Linked DNA regions of Homo sapiens: region 1 is linked to region 2. Evidence: chromatin loops called from intact Hi-C (ENCODE). Cell type or tissue: Caco-2. All regions are shown on one strand. Each heading gives the region's core, and the rest is flanking DNA. Links, peaks and the distances in the headings are about the cores only. Region 1 has its middle 180 kb from the start of LINC01911. Region 2 holds the start of LOC105373667 (a long non-coding RNA gene).

Region 1 (12,219 bases), core at 3,434-8,433, 250 kb before region 2:
TTACTCTATCCCTATTCATTTTTCCTTCAAACCTTGCTTTTACTTCTGACATTACAATATCTGTTAATTTTACATTACTTCCTGTAGTTCATCCTTGGCTTAAACCCTTTTGCCCCTTTTTCTTTACCTCACCCTTTCAGGAAGAGTTCTCAATCCTGTTAATTTCTTTTTGTTTTCCACAGATCATGCATCCATCATTTTTATCCATAAAGTTTTCCCTTGTTCTCAGTTATTAACTTCTTAGTCCAGGCTTAGACAATTGATTTTAACAAATTTCACTGCCTCTGATGGCATACCTTCTGCAATAACTTCATACCAAGTTAATTTTCCAGATTCTATTGGAAAAATATATCTGACATCATGTGATACTCTTGTTGAGTTACTAACCATTGCCTATAGATACCTTTTCAAAATCCCTTTTCTAGTTTCTCATATTCCACATTCTGGCTATACCCTACATTTCCTGACTTATGACTCACATATTTTCTTCAAGCAAGCAAATAAAACAAAGCCTCAATATGATGTAATGGACATTCCCCGAAACAATGAGCTTTGAAACCTTCATATCTTTGTTCACTCCACCTTACTGCCTCCTGTCTATCAAAATCTTATTCTTTCTTTAGGATTTATGAAAACATCACCTTTTCCCAATTCCACCTTCACTAGATGTTTTAGGGATTGAGGGATGGGGTGGTGTGAAGACAGGAACTCTTCAGGCCTCACATTATTCCAATAGCTCTTAGTAGAAGACAGTAAGAAAACACTTTAGAGTGTCAAGACATAGAGATCATTAACAAGGGCTTAACAAATTCCTAATTTTAACTCAAGTTAACCTACAGTTATAATCAGATATTGCCCATTCTATGATTTCACCCTTCTGATAGTTATTTCTCTCTGAGCAGTTTTAAAAGTCTCAACAAAACTGGTTGGTTCCTATTCTCAATATGCCTTTCACTCAGCAACCTGTTTCCAGTTTGATATCCAAGATGACTGATAAGCACAACATCTGATTGCAACTTTTCTTACCTCACTTGGGGCCTGGAGTAAAATTTTCTGTGAGTTACTAATAGGAAGATTACCAAATAGCAAAACTCTCATGAAAGTAAATAAACTATAGAACATTTTTTCACTTATCTGTTAGCCATTCATATGTCTTCTTTTGAGAAATGTCTCTTCAGCTCCTTTGCCCATTTCTTAATTGAATTATTTGTTTTCTTTCTATAGAGTTGCTTCAGTCCCTTATGTCATTCGCATATTAATCTCTAATCCCTTATCAGATGTAGTCAAAGAGGTGTCTGCACACCCATGTTAATTGTAACACCATTCACAACAGCCAAGTTATGGAATCAACCTAAGTGCCCATCAGTGGATGAATGGATTAAAAACTTGTGGTATATATACACAATAGAATACTAGTCAGCCTTAAAAAGCCATGTTGTCATTTGTGACAACACGGATGAAACTGAACATCAGGCTAAACCAAATAAGCCAAACACAGCAAGATAAACACCACATTGCCTCACTTACATGTGGAATCTAAAACAATTGAACTCATAGAACCAGAGAGTAAAGTGGTGTTTAACAGAGGCGGGAGGTAGGGGTGGAAGAAATGGGGAGATAATCATGAAAGACTGCAAAGCCTCAGTTAGGAGAAATAAGTTTGATTTTTTCTGAGGTCTGTTGCACAGTAGGATGAATACAGGCACAAACTGCCATTATGATCTTTTAATACAGTGTGGAAGGATTAGATTAAGCTAACTAACCTATGCATCACTTCAAACATTTGACGTTTTTTGCTGTGAGAGCATCTGAGATTTACTTTCTTAGTGATATGGAGATGTACAGTACTCAATTATTAGCTATACTGTATAACTATAATTTGTCAGTGTATAATTTTAAAAACTTTAGAACATATTGTGCTTTTGTTCTATCTTCCATTTGTGTTAGACTAATTATTATAGGATTACAACAGTCCAGGTCTTGCTGTATAGCATTCTTTTAGCAAAAGTATAAGAAGTCTAAATGTTCACAAGTGAAGGTAATGCTGACATAGAAAATGGCTGAGAGACCTTGGGTGGGCTGAAGCAAGATTGTACAAGGGTTTTCTGCCACATTCGCTTTATGCAAGATACTCTGCTCCCTCACAATTAGGTCATACCCACATGGGATTTGTCATATGCTGCCTTATATCACAGGTATTTATATATATACCTTTTTCCTAAGTTGTATTATGAAGTGGTGGAGAACAGAGACCAGATCTTATATATCAAAGCATTTAGAATGGTGATTGAACATGGGAGCTATTTAATAAATACTTGGTGAAAGAATAAATGAAGAAATTGTCCTACGAAATTAAAACACCCTAGTGTCTTTGCTTTACCCACTCATGGCAGTTCTGTTACAGCCAGATGAGACCTGGACTTGGAGTTATAATTTGGGTTTGAATCTCATCCCTGCCCCTTTCCAGCCTTGAGAGCTTTGGTAAGTTTAGGAATCTCTCAGAACTTAATTTATCCATTCATGTAACATAGATTTCACTTCCTTTATCTGTAAAATAGTAATGGAAATAATTTTACCTATATCATAAGTGGATGAATAAGGTTCTATAGATGCCCATGTAACAACTTCCCTGGCTTTGTGAACATTGTAAAGCCAAGTTCTCTTATCCAAGGATCAATGGTATTTTCGTTAATGCCTATTACCTTATACCCAAACATCTCAGTTTTAGGAACTCAAACCTCATCGCCAACAAATCTACAATGAGATTTGTTCTGCTTCATCTCTGTAGTTACATTACCTAAATTGGAATATCGACTATCAATTACCAGCTTGATGACTTCGGACAAGTTTTAAAATCCTTCAACACCTCATTTTTTTTCCCATTTATACATAAGAAAAATAATACCTACAAAATAGAATTACTGTACATGTTGAAAGTGTTAATTTGTTTAAGCTCTTAAAAAGGTGCCTAGCATATGATAAATATCCAGTAAATATTAACTACTACTGTATATATAATAATTTGTTTAATATACATTTCTCCTGCTGGACTGCATCATAAGGGGGAGTAAACACATCTTTGTGTGTATGTGTGTGTATGTGTCTTCTGTATGTTCAGTACCTAAAACACGGAGACACTCAATAGATATTAATTTGATGAATGGACATATTGTGGGTGGAGAACTGTGTGGTCCTAGATTGGATGGTGACAAGAAGAGTAGTGAATGCAATAGTGATGAAAATTTTTTGCTTATGTATTAAATTTTGGAGTAAAAAATGTTTAAATGATTGATATTGTCTACCTGGTTATTGTTACCTATTACAAAGATTACAACTCTGCCATCAACAGCATTAATAGCATATAGTTATTGAATACTGTACGTGTGTAGAGCTTTCTGCTTGTGTGCTGGGAATACACAGTTCTGTCACCTCACATTTAATGTCAAAAGAATTTAAATCTAGTTGGAGAAATAGACTAAAGAGAGAAAAAAAGAGCCAACAATGTATGTTCCTCATATGCATGATGAGTCCTACAGATCTCAAGTTTATGTAAGCACAATGAAGAGGTCACTAAATGAGTGTGATTTTTAAGAAAAGGTATCTTAGACTATACAGAGGAGAGAAAGGAGCTTTCCAATGAGAATGACGTGACCAAATGCATGACAAGAAAATGAATTGATTGTATGTGAAAGAGTATGTGGTCTCACTTGTGCAGAATGAAATGTGTTTAAGGCAGCATTTTCTTAGAATGTGGTGTTCAAACCAGGTTTTCTTTTTTTTTCTCTCTCTCTTTTTTACTTTTTTTTTTTCACTGCAACCTCCGACTTCTGGGTTCTCCTGCCTCAGCCTGCCGAGTAGCTGGGATTACAGGCATTTACCAACACACCTGGCTAATTTTGTATTTTTAGTAGATACAGGGTTTCTCTATGTTGATCAGGCTGGTCTCGAACTCCTGACCTCAGGTGATCTGCCCGCCTCGGCCTCCCAAAGTGCTGGGATTACAGGCATGAGCCACCGTGCCTGACCTTCAAACCAGGTTTTAAGTGTAGAGAATTAAATTTGATTCTAAATAGAAGAATAATGTTCAAATGATGGAAACTTTAAATAATATTGGAAAAGTGAATTTTTTAGGTCAGAGCATGGTTCTATACAAATTGAATTTTAAACAATAAGCTAGATGGACAAATATTTGTGCCCCTAAGGCAGAGAGAAAAAAAAATGTTGTTGAGTGTTCAAAACCAGTAACTCTATATTTGTATATTGCTTGGATAGAGATGATAGCTGGTTACATAAGCAAGAAAAGTCAAGGGTCATAGAAACTGGGCTTATTTACATTTAAAGAGCAGTGGAGGAAACTGAGGAAGGCAAAAAGGAGGCTCTAAAAAGCATATTTTCCTATTTTCTTTCATAGAAACTGGGGAAAAAAGGAGTTTTTAAAATTCAGCAATTTTCAAAATATCATATACATTTTTAAAAGTCAGGAATAATTAGATTTTAAAGAAATTATTAGATTTAGTATGGAGGAGTTGATTGATAGCATGAGAAAAATGATTTCATTAGAATGGTATATAGATACTTAAGTAAATTATGGTAGAAATTGGATTAGGTCTCTGTCTATATTAGACTGGATTCAATTCTTTGCGTTGAAAATGAAGACACTGTTTATGTTGAGCCAAATTTGAAAATATAGGTTTTTATAAGTATGTGCCAAGGTTTATATGTAATGATGAGTAGTGTTGATTATTCATAGACTGTGGTTCCCTGGTTTCCATGTAATCTCAATATCAGGTACCTTTGAAAGAAAGGTTGTAAAGTGATTTTGCTATAGTGAATGTAAAATCAGTTACTATTTATAACATATCTTTTAAATCATTAACAAGGTTTTAACAATTGTGTGTGTTAAAATCTTATTTTTTTTGAAACAAGATAAAGGAACTCTATATTTTTAACATTTCATTATATTATTTTCATTAGCTATATCTATTTCTGTTGTATTGCTGAATCATCTGTGGTCAAAATTATGTGTTCAAAAGGGAACACTGTCAATTTACACTTCTGAAGATGACTTTGGTGTTTTCCCATTTTTAGAACAATTTTTAAGGAAAAAAAGTATTTATGTGGTCACTATTCTGTTTCCTCATTCTTAAGAAAAGATGTCAAATGAAGATTTTTTTTAAAAAATTGTAACATATAACTAAGTGTCTTCTTCAGTGTAGGCCCCTTGACCCTGCCCTCACAGGAAAATTCTGGAAAGTTTAACATATTTAATGGTCAGTATCCCATTCCCTGAATCTTTGTTTCTCCTTAGTTGTCACTTGCTGTCACAAAAGAAGCCCACTAGATGGTGGTAAAAGCACAAGCTACCTACTCTGATTTTATTAAAAAAAAAAAAAAGTCTTCAAAAGGGAATGCTTACAAGGTTTCAGAGGTTGTATTTTGCCCAATTTTTATTAGATAGAGAAGAAGCAAGAAAAATAAAGTAGAATAGTATTTTCCATGCAACTTAATTGTAGTTATGAAGTGGAATACCTTTTGGCCCTAAATTATTTTCCAGTGAACTGCTTTCAAAATTAAGTTGTTTTGTCAAAATAAATATCAAGTAAAATGATTATGAATCATTGTGGCAAGTTTTAATGCAGATCAGAAAGTAAATTAATCCAAATCTGTCTGACTCATCATGCCTTTTTCTTCAGATACAAATGAAGAGTAAACAATGTTTTGGCAATTTTTAGGTTAATCATGTAGAACTGATTACTCTAGAAGAATGCTATTAACATTTAGTCAATTTATACCCTACAATAAGACAAATTAAAATTAATGTTGCTGTTTTTAAGATATCAAATGGGTCATGATTTTAAGAAAAATGAGAACTGCTATAGAAAATGATAATGTTGTCTCTGGGCCCAGTGAATCTAGTGACTTCTAAAAAACCCACTTAAATCTCTTTAAGAAAACAGGACAATAATTAAGTAAATATAACTCCAAATGAGGGAGAGTGTCTGTCTTTAGTTTAAGCAGGTTGTCTTTTAAAGTGTAATGAGGAATAATAATCCACTGTCAACCATTCTCTGTGGAATAGCAACAATTAAATCTTGCAAATAGCTTAATAACAAAAGAAAGATCTTCTTTTTAGATAGAATAAAGTATCCTAATGAAGCTCTATTGCACAATTTTTCAATGTTTATAATAATTTCTTCCCTTTAGTATACATTTAATTAGTTTAATACTTTCTTGATGATACAAATATGTAAATATATTTTTTAAATAATTCACTTTGTTTATAAAGTAAAAGATGTAAATAAAATATGTAACTATTAACTTTTGATCAGGTCAAAAGTCCTGACAAACTACACATTATGACAAAGTATTGGACAGAAAACTTTTTATTTTGCTTATTTAATATCTTCATAATTGTTCACCTGCCGTCTTTCCACATGTAAGAATATCAAGTGCTTACAAGCTCCCACTGGACCCCTACCTTTAAAATTCATTTAATAATAATAGTGAGCATCATCTAAGGGTCTTAAGGTGACAGCCATTGACCTTTCTACAATCAATGATGTCACAGATCTTGGCTGAGAAGTCATTTTAAAAATATACTTCTTTTCATACTGGCATACACGTGACATCAATTTCAGCATTATCCATATCTGGTCATGATCAGTGGTGAATTCATCTATCTCTGGTCGCATGACTGTTGCCACACAGCTTGATCTACTGAGGCAATTTTAAAGCCCTTTGGCTTTCTATGTTTTCTTTCTTGAACATAGCAGGAAGAAAGCTGGGAAACCTCTTCCTGATTTAAAGGATGGTTAAAGTGCTTCCAGTAAAGGCCCTGTTGAAAGGCTTACTAACCCTGGACATATTTTCTCTGAAAGCTGACTCATTCTGCTCAAGGTCCATTAGTTCTGAATAGGTTAGAAACACCTTGGTCAAATCTAGAAATTAGGCCATTTTGGTTCCTCCTAAAGGAGTACAACCCCTATCTTGGTCAAGGGGTCCCCAGAAAAAACTTAAGAATTGAATTCCCAGCCATGATGGGAAGGGAGGTCCAACATATCTCATTATATCCCTTCCCTTTTGGAGTTTAGGTACAACTGACCAGCATTAATGTTAAACTAGCGATCATAAGACTAACAAAATGAACTCTTTGTGACAATAAGATACCAAATTATAAACAAGACCTAAAGCTGTGCAAGGCAAGGATTAAGTCACATCTGCAGGCCATCAATGTTACTACATAGCATCCTTAACTTAAAACATTTCTTTCTGCTAACTCCAAATTTTAGACAGAGCTTTACTTCATTAAGCAATTGCAAATTAAAGAATTTCTGAATTCACCCGCAGCCTTTAAGCCCCTACCTCCACTTAAAGATAGCCTGTCTTTTTGAGCAAAACCAATGTATACCTTCCATGTATTGATTTAAGTCTTTGCCTATAATTCTTGCTTCCCTAAAATGTATAAAACCAAACTAATCTGACTGCCACAGGTCAGGACCTCTTGAGACTGTATACCTGAGCTACAGTCACTCATAGTGGCTCACAATAGACATCTTTAAAATACTTAACAGTTTTGTTTTCCCTTTAAGATTGTTCTGACTCAACGTATGGATATGCAGCAGTGAGATGTCATTGGTCACTTATTCAAATGCCAACCCCCCCTGACTTTTTAAAAATAGCTTTATTAAGCTGCAATTTTAAAACATACATTCTACCCTTTAAAAGTGTGCAATTCAATGTTGTTTACCATGTTCAGTAAGTAGTGCAACTGTGGATTTTAGAACATTTTCATCACCTCAAAAAGAAATTCCATACCTATTGGCAGTAACTTCCTATTCACATTTCTCCCCTACCCTCCAGACTTGGGCAACCTCTAATCTACTTTCTGTCTGTATAAAGTTACCGATTGTGGATGTTTTACATACATAGAATCATACAATATGTGGTTCTTTGTGATCAGCTTCTTTCACTTAATGTTTTCAAGGCATATTGCAATATGTATCAGTACTTCATACCTTGCTATTGCCAAATAATATTCCATTTTATGGCTAGATCATGTTTTATTCATCCATTCATAAGTTGATAGACATTTGGATTGTTTATACTTTTGGCTATTATGAAAAATACTGCAATGAATATTTGTGTACCAGTGTTTGTGTCAAAATAAGATTTTATGTTTTCATTTATTGGTTATATACTGAAGGGTGGAATTGCTGGATCATATGGTAACTCCATGTTCAACGTTTTCAGAAAAATTATTTTTCTAAGCAGCTGCAACACTTTACATTTTTACCAGCAATGTGTGAGAGTTCCAATTTCTCCACATACTAACCAACACCTGTTATTATCTGTCTTTTTTATTATAGCCATCCTAGTGGGTACAGAGTGGTATATCATTGTGATTTTCATTTGCATTTCCCTAATGGCTAATTATATTCAGCACATTTTCATGTATTTATTGTCCATTTGTGTATCTTTGGAGAAATGTCTATTCAAATCATTTGCCTATTTTTCATTTGAGTTTTCTTTTTTTATTGTTCTTTTAAAGTGCTTTATGTATTCCTGAAGCAAGTCTATTATGAAATACATCATTTGCAGATATTTTCTTTCATTCTGTGGATCTTTTTACTTTGAAATGATGTCCTTTTAAGCACAAAAGTTTTTAATTTTGATGAAGTTTAATTAATCTGTATTTGTTTTTGTTCTATTGGTTCCTTATTTAAGAAGACATTTCTTGACCTTAGGTCATGAAAATTTATTCTTGTGCGTTCTTCTTACAGTTACACACTTTCAGCTCTTACATTAAGGTCTATGATTTATTTGCATACAGTTTTGTGTCCACCCCTTGCTTTTATTCTAACTTCCTTTCTTTAGAAGGTAAAGGGTTGTCCTTGACTAAAGACAATATGTTTTGATTAATTGGTCAGTGGAAATAAGAATTTTAAACCAGGTAAAATCTGTATTCCTTTCTTCTCTTTTTAGGCAGTGACTTTATAGTTGTCTAACATCATTCATTTTTTAAAGAATCTGTACATTGATACAACCAGCAGAAATCCTTTTTAATATTGGTTAGAGAGATCTGGGATATGGATATAATACGATTTTATTGTTTCTTATTTTTAAGGGCACTAAATTTGGGTGGGCATAACTGAAGTCAGCTCAAGACTTTTCCAGAGCTAACAAAGAAGTGTAAGTGACAAGATGCCAGGGTTCCATAGAAAGATAATATAATCATCTGATAAATATGCATAAGGATAAGTAAATTCAAGTTATAGGAAAAGCTGTGCCTGAAGACTTGCTCCTCTCAAATCTCTTTGTAAACTCCTGTTTGTAATGGAATATTGTTTATTATAATAATTGGTAGATGGGCTGAAATGCAAAATAATTTTGAAATATGGTGAGAGGCATAACTTCTTCCAATGTACTGTTTTGAATAGGATTTGAAATGCAGTACTGCTAACTCCTATGATAGTGGCAGGCATCATTAGGTCACGAGTGGTGTCCAAGATTCTGAAAACAGTCCCTTGTCTTAGTTCATTCAGGCTGCTATAAGAAAATACCATTGGCTGGGTGGCTTATAAACAACAAAATTTATTCCTTACAGTTCTAGAGGTTAGAATGTCTAAGATCAAGGCACCAGAAGATTTAGTATCTGGTGAGAGCCTGCTTCCTGTTTCATGGACAGCCTTCTTCTTGCTGCATCTTCACAGTCTGGAAGGTGTTAAGGGAGCTGTCTGGAGTCTCCTTTATAAGGGCACTAATCCCTTTTATGAGGGATCCACCCTTATGACTGAACTACCTCCCGAAGATTGTACCTGCCAATATCTGACATTGTTGATTAGGTTTTCAATTTATGGATTGTGAGTTAGGTTATTAGGTTGTCAACATATGACACAAACATTAGTTTATAGCATTCCAATCATTTCCAAATTATACTAGAAACCCAGATGGACTTAACAATAGACAAAGATCCTGCCATGATCATACATAGCTTATTCATTCCCAGATGCCACTAAAACTTGCTTGCTACTTATTTGATTACCAAAGGACTCTAACAGCCACTATAAAAGTCAAGAAAATTGCCTTTTCTCAAAAATTAATTTAAGTGTTAAATATTTTTCTGATTAGACTATGTCAATGCCTTTATCACATTTTATAAATTATAGTATCTACACATTTTAAGTCATTGAGTAAAGAAGCCATACCTTGTTATACATTTATATGTCAAGTGGGAAAAAGCAAATTTCATAATTTCATATGGGTAAGTAACAGGCTTTTTAGGGAAATATAATTCAAGGCTCAGCAAAAAGGAGGTAAGAGGGTCCTGTTGCCTCTTAATCCAGAAGAAAGACAAACTGGGACTATGGCATTGGTGGATACACAGTGGAATAAGAGTCAGGGGAAGAATCCTATCCCTTGCTCTTCAACATTCATGATACAAGAGTGAGAAAAACTTTTTACTTACTTTAGTTCCCCCCTTATCTATGGGGGTTACGTTTCAAGACCCCCAGTGGATGCCTGAAACCACAGACAGTACCAAACCCTATATACACTATTATTTTCTTATACAGTAGTAGATAGGTGGTATAAATGGCATGAATACACAGGACAAATTGATGATTCTTTTCCGGGGCAGAACAAAGAGGGACAGTGCAATATCTCATCACACTGCTCAGAACAGCATGCCATTTAAAAAGTAAAACTTATATGTTGTGGGAAGTCAGGGACCCCAAATGGAGGGACCAGCTGAAGCCATGACAGAAGAATGTGGATTGTGAAGATTTCATGGACATTTATTAGTTCCCCAAATTAATATTTTTTATAATTTCTTATGCCTGTCTTTACTGCAGTCTCTGAACATAAATTGTGAAGATTTCATGGACACTTATTACTTCCCCAATCAATACCCTTGTGATTTCCTATGCCTGACTTTACTTTAATCTCTTAATCCTTTCAGCTAAGGAGGATGTATGTCACCTCAGGACCCTGTGATGATTGTGTTAACTGCACAAATTTTTAGAGCATGTGTGTTTGAACAATATGAAATCTGGGCACCTTGAAAAAAGAACAGGATAACAGCAATTGTTCAGGGAATAAGAGAGATAACCTTAAACTCTGACCACCGGTGAGCCGAGCTGGGCAGAACAAAGCCATATTTCTCTTCTTTCAAAAGCAAATGGGAGAAATATCACTGAATTCTTTTTCTCAGCAAGGAACTCCCTGAGAAAGAGAATGCACGCCTAAGGGTGGGTCTCTGAACTGGCCCCCTTGGGTGTGGCTGTCTTCTGTGGTCAAAACTGTAGGGATGAAATAAGCCCCAGTCTCCCATAGCACTCCCAGGCTTATTAGGAAGAGGAAATTCCCACCTAATAAATTTTGGTCAGACCAGTTGCTCTCAAAACCCTGTCACCTGATAAGATATTATCAGTGACAATGGTGCCCAGAACTTCATTAGCAATTTTAATTTCGCCGCGGTGCTGTGGTCCTGTGATCTTGCCCTGCCTCCATTTGCCTTGTGATATTCTATTACCTTGTGAAGTACATGATCTTTGTGACCCACACCCTATTCATGCACTCCCTCCCCTTTTGAAATTCCCTAATAAAAACTTGCTGGTTTTGCAGCTTGTGGGGCATCACGGAACCTACCGACATGTGATGTCTCCCCCGGACACCCAGCTTTAAAATTTCTCCCTTTTGTACTCTGTCCCTTTATTTTTCAAACTGGCTGATGCATAGGGAAAATAGAAAAGAACCTATGTGACTATCGGGGCAGGTTCCCTGACACTTTTATATTTCCAGACCTTTCCATTTAATATTTCTGGTTGATCATGGGTAAACTGCAACAACTGAAACCATGAATAAGCGGGGAGCTACTGTAATGTGTAAAAGAGAGTACTTGGGCAGCAGAGTGAGAATTCTAATTCTTTGTGAGAATTCCAGCTGTAAAGGAAATTTTCTAAGGCTGCAGGTGGCTAGCACCTGGTAATTCTGAGATAAGTTTGAGGCTTTTAGGGAAAGGAGGTCATTGCTTCAATCATCCTGAGCTATTGGGATTTTTACTAGATAACTCAACTTGTATTTTTGTATACTTTGTATTGTGCCCCAGTCTAAAACTCAGTGCCCTCAAAAATAGGTTATTAATACTTGATGAATAAAATATGCAGTATCAACATATATAAAATAAAACAGTAACCATTTTACTTTCTGTCTGAGACTATG
Region 2 (12,219 bases), core at 4,202-9,201:
TGCCACTGCACTCCAGCCTGGTCAACAGAGCGAGACTCCATCTCAAAAAAAAAAAAAAAGAAAGAAAGAAAAAAAAGGAAAAGAATGTTAGGCTATTCTGGCATGCAGGTAAGTAAGTAGGTAGACCAATTTGATTTTTTTGAGGCTTATTTTTTAAACTTTGTTAGGGAAAGAGCAATGTAGCATTTATTCTGATGCTAATTTAGCCACTAATAGAAATCCCTTCTGAGAATTCTAACCAAAGTTTTTATTATTACTATTTCAGAGACAAGGTCTTGCTCTATCACCCAGGCTGTAGTGCAGTGGTGCAATCATAGCTCACTGTAACCTCAGCAACCTCAAATCCTGGGCTCAAGTGATCCTTCCGCCTCAGCCTCTTGAGTAGCTGGGACTACAAACACAATGCCACCATTCTTGAATACTTTTTTTAATTTTTATTTTTTGTAGAGATAGGATCTTGTTGCATTGCCGAAGCCGGTCCTGAACTCCTGGCTTCAAGCGATTCTTCCACCTTGGCCTCCCAACGTGCTGGAAGTAGAGACACGGGCCACTTTGCCTGGACTGATTATTTATTTACTTGTTATGAGGTTGCTCTGGTAGCGATAACTTCAACTACTCCTAGCTTTTCACTGATGCTGGGAATCATTATTTCTACCCTCTTCTTGTGGAGTTTGTCTATGCATGACTCCATCAGTAACATGGCCAAAGGCACTCAGTGGGACCCTTCTGAAGATCTTGGGAGTTTTGCTTCTCTTCGGTACCATCATTTTCAATATTCTCTACAACTGTCTCAGCTTTCCTGAACTCCTACAAGTTTTCTCACCTCAGTGTAACCTCCAGGCTCTGTTTCATTTTTTTCTCCCTGGGATGTGGCCTAGAAACTGAATCCTGGTAGTAAACTGGGCAACTGTATGGCTCATCTTGTTTGCTTTCTTTCTCGTATGAATCACAGTTCTGTGCAGCATGTTGTCAAATATCTGTAAACAGTTCCATCTATTTTATGCTGTTTTTACTGTTTTTTTTTTTTATGATGGAATGGAAATTTCTATTGCAGATAATAATTCATGGACAGAAGTAGAAATCTATTTATATTTTGTCTTTTATTTTGAACTTTAAGTAAATAGAATCATATGTGTTCTGTTATTTCTTTTTGCTCAATATTATATTTAGAGATTCACACATGTTCCTGTATATAACTATTCTTCATTTACTTCCCTACTCTACAGTATTCAACTGTATGAATATATCAACAGTTATTCATTATTCTATTGGTGGGATTTTACCCCCCATATTTTGCTGTTTCAAAAATGCTGCTATGGACATTATGAAACATTTCTCCTAGCACTCTAAGCAAGAGTTTCTATATGCATTGTATTAATTATTAATTCATTCTCACATTACTACAAAGACATACCTGAGACTAGGTAATTTATAAAGAAAAGGATGTTTAATTAGCTCATAGTTCTGCAAGCTGTATAGGAAGCATGATGCTGGCATCTGCTTAGAGGAGGCCTCAGGAAACTTAGAATCATGGCACAAGGCAAAATGGGAGCACGCATCTCATACAGACAGAGTAGGAGCAAGAGAGCAAGGGAGGAGCTGCTAGACACTTTTAAATGACCAGATCTCAGAGAGTTCATTCACTCTCAAAGGGGCAGTACCAAGAGGGATGGTGCTAAACCATTTGTGAGAACCTGTCCCTATGATCCAATCACCTCCTACCAGGCCCCACCTCCAGTGTTATATGTGTGTGTCTCTATACATATATGCCAACAGCCAGTAGGAGGGAGGCCAAGTTCAAGAAAGAGAAACTCCTTTCTTTCACATCACTGCTCAAAAGCTACACAGACACTTCTGATTATATCTTATTATATACAAAAAAAAAACTTGGTTAAGGGTGGCTGGGAAATATTATTTTAATACAGAAAGCCACATGACTTAACTAAAAATTATGCATTCTATTACTAAAGAAGGAAGGGACAATAGTAGAAAGCCAACAGTTTCTGCCCCTTTATTATTTATTTAATTAAGTTACCTAAATGGTGGAGAACTGTTACACTTTAGAAATAGCAACAGGCCAGTAACTGCTGGAAACAGGTCTGTAAATGCAAGCTTCCCTTGCTCCATGTCTAGGTAACTGGGCAGCCAGTGAAATCTGCACCAATCCCCAGAGCTCCTCAGCAAAATTAAACAACTTTCTTGATAACACATACTTGAGTGACTGCCTTCTCTTCCCCGTATCGCTTTTTTTCTCTCCTACCTGTGTTTCCTGGGACCATCTCCCAAATAAACTGTTCTCTGTCTCTTTAAATATATATATATATATGCATGTGTGTTTGTGTGTGTGTGTGGGTATATATGCATCAGCTATTTAGAATATATATTCAGAGAGACAGAGAATGGCATATATATTTATATTTATACATATAATTTCTATAACATACATATAAATTAAATATATATTATAAAAATATATATGATTATGGAAAAATAATCTTTAAAACTTAATTTTATAAAAATGAAGAGCAAACTTTCAGGATCACTAGTAAGTATTCTACATCATATAGCAGACTTAAAGAAACCCTCTTTCTGTACTTTCAGTTCATATCTTTTCAGACAGATTCATTATTATTTTTACATAGGTCAGCTATAGACCCATCTCAGTGGATTCCTAGTGGATAATTAATTTCTTAGTAAAGTACTCAAAACAAAAGGACATTGACATCCAGAGAGTATTTCAGTAATCATGGCCAGAGTGATGCTGGTGTTTTATAGCAAAGAACATTCTGCTCATTAATGTACTCATAGCAAAAAACAACCGTCTTGTAACATGGGCATGTTTTGTAGCTCGCTGGCTTCTCCTGTGGCTTTGTTAAACACAGGAATCTTAAATGGGCTTATTGACTTTTTCCAATCCACATCAGCGTACCTCTCTTCTAAATAGCTGGTAGTAGAGGCTGCTGTATTCCATTGTTAGCAACACTTACTAAAATCAGTAATAGAACAGTGGGAGTAAAATCACAGAGGGGTATAAAAACTAGCACACTAAAATATTAAAGTCCAACTGTGAAAGCTTTCCATGATATTTTTTCTATATCAAAATGTGTTTTAAACACTTTTTGAGTATTATTATAATTAACTATAGTAGCTTTGTAAGCAGTTCCTTTTGTAAGAGAAAAACCTACCATCACTTAGAGGTTACTAGTTTTTGACATTGAGCTCTTAAGTGGGTAATTATATTTATTGAGAGGTGATGCTCACTTGACCACTTGGTGTTTCGTTTTGGGCCAAGGGGAAACAAGGCAGGTGAAGTGTTTTTATTTACAATGTAACAGATATTGCTATTGTGACTCCATTTCTCAGGCATAGTTGGTTAACTGAATGTTTTTTTTCCAGAAACTGAAATGTTCCTCTCTTTCCTGTTCTTGGGAAATTAAAAGCTTCTACCTTAGAGAAATGAGTGATACATTATCCACTCGCTCTAAATTGAACCCATTTGGAGCTATTTGCATCTTGTAGAAACCTACAGCTGAGTGCTCTGCTTAGAGGTGTAATGAGTGGTTGTCACAACACACTGGAGGTGGCCCCATAACAAAATGATCCCCTGTCAATCCTCTCACAGGAAATGCTTTGGCAACCTGTAATTCCGCCTCAGTATTAACATCCTGCCTGGGTTTTGTTAAATGGCACTTTCTAGGAAGTAGATCTGGGGAACTTATGTTTAATAATGTTTTAAGAGGAATATGTGATGGAAGTTTTAGAAAGCATCACATGGGGTTAACAGTGATTTGTCATTTGTTTCTAATTAAAGGACCTAATCTCTTATCATTGAAGCAGTCTTTTTTTTTATACTAAAGGCACAGATGTGAATGGAAACATATTAATGAGATGTCATACTACATAGTCATTTAGTGTTTTGTTTAACTTAAACATAGCAGAAAATGTGTGTCTAAGTAGACACATGTAATGACATCCTGATAGAATTATAATTTCCTGCATTTGCATAATCTTCAGTAAAATTCACACTAGGTTCACCTTGCATTGCTAATTTCATTTCCCAAATCTGCATTTTTAGAAAATTAAAGAAAAGTCAGACCCGAAGTATTATGGGAAGAGAAAGGATTTATTGTTAGTTCCTTCACATTAAAGCTGGAATTGTAATTTAAATATTTGAGTGCCAGGTGTTCTAAAAAGTGACAGGAAGTGTTCAAACCGACAGAAAGCTTTGCATTTTCTGAAGTTATTTAAAATACTCCAGGCTAAATCATCTTAAGAGCTTGGCAGATCTTTGCTTTGAGATAGAGCAGAACTGTGACTTGTGGGCCTGAAAAATCATGTTTGATCAGGTGCCCTGGTGTGCCCAGTTGTAGGATTCCATGAGCTATGACTTGCAAGAGTCAGTCAGGTAATTGGGCAATGAGGGAAGCAGCAGGAGCAACCCTATTTAACTGCCGCCTGACGTGTGCCACACGAGTCTCCATTAGCCCAGCAAGACAGCTCTGGATGCAGGTTAAAACCAGGTGATCTCCAAATAGTTGGGGGGTGTGGAAAGACACGAAATTAAACATCTACCTCAGATTATTAGTGTGGTTGTGAAATAATTAGGAAAGCCTAATTATTCCAAGGACTTTTTAAAAGGTATTTCAAAAAATATTTTCCAAGCTCTGTCTATGGAATATTGTGTTTCCAAGATCTCATTCATTTAATTAAAAAATTTTTTTTGAACATTACAATGAGCTAGACATTGCTAGGGAGAAACTTATGAGTGTTCCTGCTCTCACACATGACAAAAACACATTTTTTTACATGGATAAGTTATTTTGTACTAATACAAATGTTCACAAATCCTGTTGTTCCTTGAATTGCCCTTAAGCTCACACCTAAGGTCTAAACATCACAGCAGCTTTAATGGTCTCACCTGGTTACACACTGGCACTACTTACCCATGCCTAGTTAGACACAAAATAAACTGCTAGATTAAAGGGGGATGGATTTTACAGTTTTACAATGCAAGCTATAAAGTGTTGATTACAGTTGGTTGATTTCATAAACTGTGATAGCCAACAAGGATAATTCAAGTATTCAAATAAACAGTTCTCAAGTTTCTTTGTACAGCAATAATACATATTAAAAGAACATTTATGTCAATGTATAAACCTTTGGGCCACATCATAAGAGATCTCAATTCAAAAGTTTTGAATTCTGACTGGAATTCTGCATTTTTCAGTCACCAAAGATTATTAGGAGTTACCATGAGATCAACCTTGAAATACTCTGGTTTGGTTGTCAACTTTTGTATTAAGATTCTCTGATGTAGACTCACTGTAAAGTGTATTAATAATTATCAACAAAGATGGCTTATTTATATATACAAGATTTTGAGCCACAATATTATTTTTTATGTATTTAATAATTCATTAAGGATCACATTTATATCTGTAATTTCCAGAAGGCAAACAACTTTTTGGTGATTTTCTTAGGCATTTGACCATTTTATTTCCTAGTAAGCAAGCCTAGCACACATGCTATTGATATGGGAGCGGGGGAAGGGGAGTGCTTGGAGGAGAAGGGCGGGTCCCTAGCTAGCGCTCCACCCCCGGGCCTGTGCCCACGGACCTAGGTGAGGACTCAAATGTTGCATTTTCCAAGACCACCGTGGCCCGCCACGCCCCCATCCCGTGCCTATAAAAACCCAGGGACCCTAGCAGGCAGAAACACAGGCCGCTGGATGTCAAGAGGAACACACCAGCGGAAGAACACACAAGCGTCTGGATGTTCAGTGGCACACACCGCGGAAGGACACACGGGCAGACACAAGCAGACGCCACCAGGCCATCGACCGGTGGTACAACATGGAGTTCCGCCGAGGGTGGACAAAGGAGAGCCCAGCTGCTGAGCGGCCTGACTCCAGGTAAAACCACCTTCCCACTCTATCCATCTTCTGGCTTAGCCCATCTATCTGCTGAGCGTTGCTTCCACTGAAAACCTTGCACTCATTCTCCAAGCCCACGTGTGTTCCGATTTTTCTGGTACAGTAAGAAAGGAACCCAGGATACAGCAAAGCCCTCTGTCCTTGCAATAAGTCAGAGGGTCTAATTGAGCTGGTTAACACAAGCCACCAATGGATGGGTAAACTGAAAAAGCACACTGTAACACACGGCCACTGGAGCGTCAGCTGTAAACTCTCACCCCTAGATGCTGCTGTGCGGTTGGAGCCCCACAGCCTGCCCCTCCGCATGCGCCCCCTAGAGGTCTGAGCAACAGGGGCACCGAAGCACACCACTTCCCCATCGCAGCCCTGCAAGGGGAACAAGGGAACTTTGCCCGTGTCACTATCTCTATGGGACAAAGGTGCTTTTCAGAAAAGAATTAACTTGAAAAGCAAAAGCAGTGTTTTGTGGCTGACAAATGTTGTAGATTTTATTGATCCCTATGAATTTATTTATTTAGTCTTTAAATTTTTAGTAAAAGCCAATGATAGGTAGACTTGTGGGAACATTATATTTTTAAATTTATTTTTTATTATAATTTTTTATTTTAAACTGTTATTGAGATAATTAATTCACAAACAGTGGTACAAAATTACACAGTTTCTGAATATACTTTATCCAATTTCCCTCAGTGGTAACATCTTACAAAATCATATTAATACAGGGCAACCAGGATATTGGTGTTGGTATAACCCACTGGTTTTACTCAGATTCCCCCAGTTTCACCTGTATTCATTCTTTTGTGTGTGTCATCGTGTTTTTTGTTAGCATCCTATTGTTTTTGTTTTGTTTTTTGCTTTTGATCTTTTCCTACTTTTCTCCCTTCTTTATTAAAATTAGAGAAGAGTATATAAACTAACTTAGCAGAACACATGAGTACCCACTACACAGATCTAATAACAAGGTGAAATTCCTAAGTATATCTCTTAGGTATCCATTCTTCCTCCTTTCCCCTCAGAAGTATGTAGCATTTCATATTCAACATTTTTAATACTTCACTACATATACAGTTAGAAATAAGAAATATTTGTTAAGATTTTACTGGTATCAAATTCTAAATAAATGGTATCATAAAGTATATTCACTTTGCACTTTCCTTTTCACTCAACTTTATGTTTGATATTTATCAATTTCAATATCTATAACTTTAAATCATACTTTGTAGCTGCTCTCTAATATTCTGTAGGTAAGCATAACTTACTGTATTTGCTTTGGGTTGAACATTGAGGTTATTTCCATGATTACAACTGAGTCTTCAATGGATATTCTTAATGTGAGAGAGTTGCCTTGGGATGTATAACTAGATGTGTACTTGTCAGATAATAAGATAGGTACATCTACAACTTCCCTAAATATTGGCAAATAGTTCTCTATATGGTGTGCATTTACACTTGATAGAAATGTGCTAGAGTTACTATTTGTCCTCATTATTTGCATTGTCTGATTTTTAAATCCTTTGCCAACCTGGTGGGCTCAGTACTTATGTATTAGGAAATGACAATTCCCATATTTATAAAATGAAGAGAATAATAATACCCCCCTCACAAGTTGTGGTTAGATTTAAATGTGATAATCCATATGAAAGCACTTAGCATGCTATCTGGCACTCAGTAGAAATTCAAATGTTTCACCACAAAATGTGAAAAGTGCAGTGTCCTGATTTTAAATGGGATTGATCAAGATGTCTTCTTTTTTTTTTGTTTTGTTTTTTATTTTTTATTTTATTTTTATTTTTTTATTTTTTATTATACTTTAAGTTTTAGGGTACATGTGCACATTGTGCAGGTTAGTTACATATGTATACATGTGCCATGCTGGTGCACTGCACCCACTAACTCGTCATCTAGCATTAGGTATATATCCCGATGCTATCCCTCCCACCTCCCCCCACCCCACAACAGTCCCCAGAGTGTGATATTCCCCTTCCTGTGTCCATGTGATCTCATTGTTCAATTCCCACCTATGAGTGAGAATATGCAGTGTTTGGTTTTTTGTTCTTGCGATAGTTTACTGCGAATGATGATTTCCAATTTCATCCATGTCCCTACAAAGGACATGAACTCATCATTTTTTATGGCTGCATAGTATTCCATGGTGTATATGTGCCACATTTTCTTAATCCAGTCTATCATTGTTGGACATTTGGGTTGGTTCCAAGTCTTTGCTATTGTGAATAGTGCCACAATAAACATACATGTGCATGTGTCTTTATAGCTGCATGATTTATAGTCCTTTGGGTATATACCCAGTAATGGGATGGCTGGGTCAAATGGTATTTCTAGTTCTAGATCCCTGAGGAATCGCCACACTGACTTCCACAATGGTTGAACTAGTTTACAGTCCCACCAACAGTGTAAAAGTGTTCCTATTTCTCCACATCCTCTCCAGCACCTGTTGTTTCCTGACTTTTTAATGATCGCCATTCTAACTGGTGTGAGATGGTATCTCATTGTGGTTTTGATTTGCATTTCTCTGATGGCCAGTGATGATGAGCATTTTTTCATGTGTCTTTTGGCTGCATAAATGTCTTCTGAGAAGTGTCTGTTCATGTCCTTCGCCCACTTTTTGATGGGGTTGTTTGTTTTTTTCTTGTAAATTTGTTTGAGTTCATTGTAGATTCTGGATATTAGCCCTTTGGAGGGCTAATTCTGGAGCATGAAGGGTTGCTGTTTTGGTACCAGTACCATGCTGTTTTGGTTACTGTAACCTTGTAGTATAGTTTGAAGTCAGGTAGTGTGATGCCTCCAGCTTTGTTCTTTCGGCTTAGGATTGACTTGGCGATGCAGGCTCTTTTTTGGTTCCATATGAACTTTAAAGTAGTTTTTTCCAATTCTGTGAAGAAAGGCATTGGTAGCTTGATGGGGATGGCATTGAATCTGTAAATTACCTTGGGCAGTATGGCCATTTTCACGATATTGATTCTTCCTACCCATGAGCATGGAATGTTCTTCCATTTGTTTGTATCCTCTTTTATTTCCTTGAGCAGTGGTTTGTAGTTCTCCTTGAAGAGGTCCTTCACATCCCTTGTAAGTTGGATTCCTAGGTATTTTATTCTCTTTGAAGCAATTGTGAATGGGAGTTCATTCATGATTTGGCTCTCTGTTTCTCTGTTGTTGGTGTATAAGAATGCTTGTGATTTTTGTACATTGATTTTGTATCCTGAGACTTTGCTGAAGTTGCTTATCAGCTTAAGGAGATTTTGGGCTGAGACAGTGGGGTTTTCTAGATATACAATCATGTCGTCTGCAAACAGGGACAATTTGACTTCCTCTTTTCCTAATTGAATACCCTTTATTTCCTTCTCCTGCCTAATTTCCCTGGCCAGAACTTCCAACACTATGTTGAATAGGAGTGGTGAGAGAGGGCATCCCTGTCTTGTGCCAGTTTTCAAAGGGAATGCTTCCAGTTTTTGCCCATTCAGTATGATATTGGCTGTGGGTTTGTCATAGATAGCTCTTATTATTTTGAAATACGTCCCATCAATACCTAATTTATTGAGAGTTTTTAGCATGAAGGGTTGTTGAATTTTGTCAAAGGCTTTTTCTGCATCTACTGAGATAATCATGTGGTTTTTGTCTTTGGCTCTGTTTATATGCTGGATTACATTTATTGATTTGCATATATTGAACCAGCCTTGCATCCCAGGGATGAAGCCCACTTGATCATGGTGGATAAGCTTTTTGATGTGCTGCTGGATTCGTTTTGCCAGTATTTTATTGAGGATTGTTGCATCAATGTTCATCAAGGATATTGGTCTAAAATTCTCTTTTTTTGTTGTGTCTCTGCCTGGCTTTGGTATCAGAATGATGCTGGCCTCATAAAATGAGTTAGGGAGGATTCCCTCTTTTTCTATTGATTGGAATAGTTTCAGAAGGAATGGTACCAGTTCCTCCTTGTACCTCTGGTAGAATTCGGCTGTGAATCCATCTGGTCCTGGACTCTTTTTGGTTGGTAAGCTATTGATTATTGCCACAATTTCAGCTCCTGTTATTGGTCTATTCAGAGATTCAACTTCTTCCTGGTTTAGTCTTGGGAGAGTGTATGTGTCCAGGAATTTATCCATTTCTTCTAGATTTTCTAGTTTATTTGCGTAGAGGTGTTTGTAGTATTCCCTGATGGTAGTTTGTATTTCTGTGGGATCGGTGGTGATATCCCCTTTATCATTTTTTATTGCGTCTATTTGATTCTTCTCTCTTTTTTTCTTTATTAATCTTGCTAGTGGTCTATCAATTTTGTTGATCCTTTCAAAAAACCAGCTCCTGGATTCATTAATTTTTTGAAGGGTTTTTTATGTCTCTATTTCCTTCAGTTCTGCTCTGATCTTAGTTATTTCTTGCCTTCTGCTAGCTTTTGAATGTGTTTGCTCTTGCTTTTCTAGTTCTTTTAATTGTGATGTTAGGGTGTCAATTTTGGATCTTTCCTGCTTTCTCTTGTGGGCATTTAGTGCTATAAATTTCCCTCTACACACTGCTTTGAATGCGTCCCAGAGATTCTGGTATGTTGTGTCTTTGTTCTCGTTGGTTTCAAAGAACATCTTTATTTCTGCCTTCATTTCATTATGTACCCAGTAGTCATTCAGGAGCAGGTTGTTCAGTTTCCATGTAGTTGAGCGGTTTTGAGTGAGATTCTTAATCCTGAGTTCTAGTTTGATTGCACTGTGGTCTGAGAGATAGTTTGTTATAATTTCTGTTCTTTTACATTTGCTGAGGAGAGCTTTACTTCCCAGTATGTGGTCAATTTTGGAATAGGTGTGGTGTGGTGCTGAAAAAAATGTATATTCTGTTGATTTGGGGTGGAGAGTTCTGTAGATGTCTATTAGGTCCGCTTGGTGCAGAGCTGAGTTCAATTCCTGGGTATCCTTGTTGACTTTCTGTCTCGTTGATCTGTCTAATATTGACAGTGGCGTGTTGAAGTCTCCCATTATTAATGTGTGGGAGTCTAAGTCTCTTTGTAGGTCACTCAGGACTTGCTTTATGAATCTTGGTGCTCCTGTATTGGGTGCATATATATTTAGGATAGTTAGCTCTTCTTGTTGAATTGATCCCTTTACCATTATGTAATGGCCTTCTTTGTCTCTTTTGATCTTTGTTGGTTTAAAGTCTGTTTTATCAGAGACTAGGATTGCAACCCCTGCCTTTTTTTGTTTTCCATTGGCTTGGTAGATCTTCCTCCAACCTTTTATTTAGAGCCTATGTGTGTCTCTGCAGGTGAGATGGGTTTCCTGAATACAGCACACTGATGGGTCTTGACTCTTTATCCAATTTGCCAATCTGTGTCTTTTAATTGGAGCATTTAGTCCATTTACATTTAAAGTTAATATTGTTACGTGTGAATTTGATCCTGTCATTATGATGTTAGCTGGTGATTTTGCTCGTTAGTTGATGCAGTTTCTTCCTAGTCTCGATGGTCTTTACATTTTGGCATGATTTTGCAGTGGCTGGTACCGGTTGTTCCTTTCCATGTTTAGTGCTTCCTTCAGGAGCTCTTGTAAGGCAGGCCTGGTGGTGACCAAGTCTCTCAGCATTTGCTTGTCTGTAAAGTATTTTATTCCTCCTTCACTTATGAAGCTTAGTTTGGCTGGATATGAAATTCTGGGTTGAAAATTCTTTTCTTTAAGAATGTTGAATATTGGCCCCCACTCTCTTCTGGCTTGTAGGGTTTCTGCCGAGAGATCCGCTGTTAGTCTGATGGGCTTCTCTTTGAGGGTAACCCGACCTTTCTCTCTGGCTGCCCTTAACATTTTTTCCTTCATTTCAACTTTGATGAATCTGACAATTATGTGTCTTGGAGTTGCTCTTCTCGAGGATTATCTTTGTGGCGTTCTCTGTATTTCCTGAATCTGAATGTTGGCCTGCCTTGCTAGATTGGGGAAGTTCTCCTGGATAATATCCTGCAGAGTATTTTCCAATTTGGTTCCATTCTCCCCATCACTTTCAGGTACACCAATCAGATGTAGATTTGGTCTTTTCACATAGTCCCATATTTCTTGGAGGCTTTGCTCATTTCTTTTTATTCTTTTTTCTCTAGACTTCCCTTCTCGCTTCATTTCATTCATTTCATCGTCCATCGCTGATACGCTTTCTTCCAGTTGATTGCATCGGCTCCTGAGGCTTCTGCATTCTTCACATAGTTCTCGAGCCTTGGTTTTCAGCTCCATCAGCTCCTTTAAGCACTTCTCTGTATTGGTTATTCTAGTTATACATTCTTCTAAATTTTTTTCAAAGTTTTC

What was found. Hi-C counts contacts between places; a loop is a spot of excess contacts. Peaks named below come from ENCODE experiments on the same cell type or tissue, not always from the same donor. Only the 100,000 strongest peaks of a DNase experiment are listed, where the experiment ranks them.
Region 1: a loop joins it to region 2, with 5 times the contacts of the local background. A loop is called at or near these places in 2 of 110 quality-filtered maps.

Annotation. Positions count from the first base shown.
Region 1 is chr2:146,654,815-146,667,033 of GRCh38, reverse strand. No RefSeq gene overlaps it. Among named protein-coding and RNA genes, the nearest start is that of LINC01911, 180 kb to the left of the region's middle. In Caco-2, for the core only: a CTCF peak has its summit at 5,362 (motif pointing right); no DNase peak of the experiment used is centred there.
Region 2 is chr2:146,406,844-146,419,062 of GRCh38, reverse strand. It overlaps LOC105373667 (a long non-coding RNA gene), which reads left to right and starts at 5,712. Exons shown (of 3, transcript XR_923422.4): 1 at 5,712-5,911. RefSeq lists an enhancer at 2,829-4,627. In Caco-2, for the core only: a CTCF peak has its summit at 6,254 (motif pointing left); a DNase peak (open chromatin) is centred at 6,242.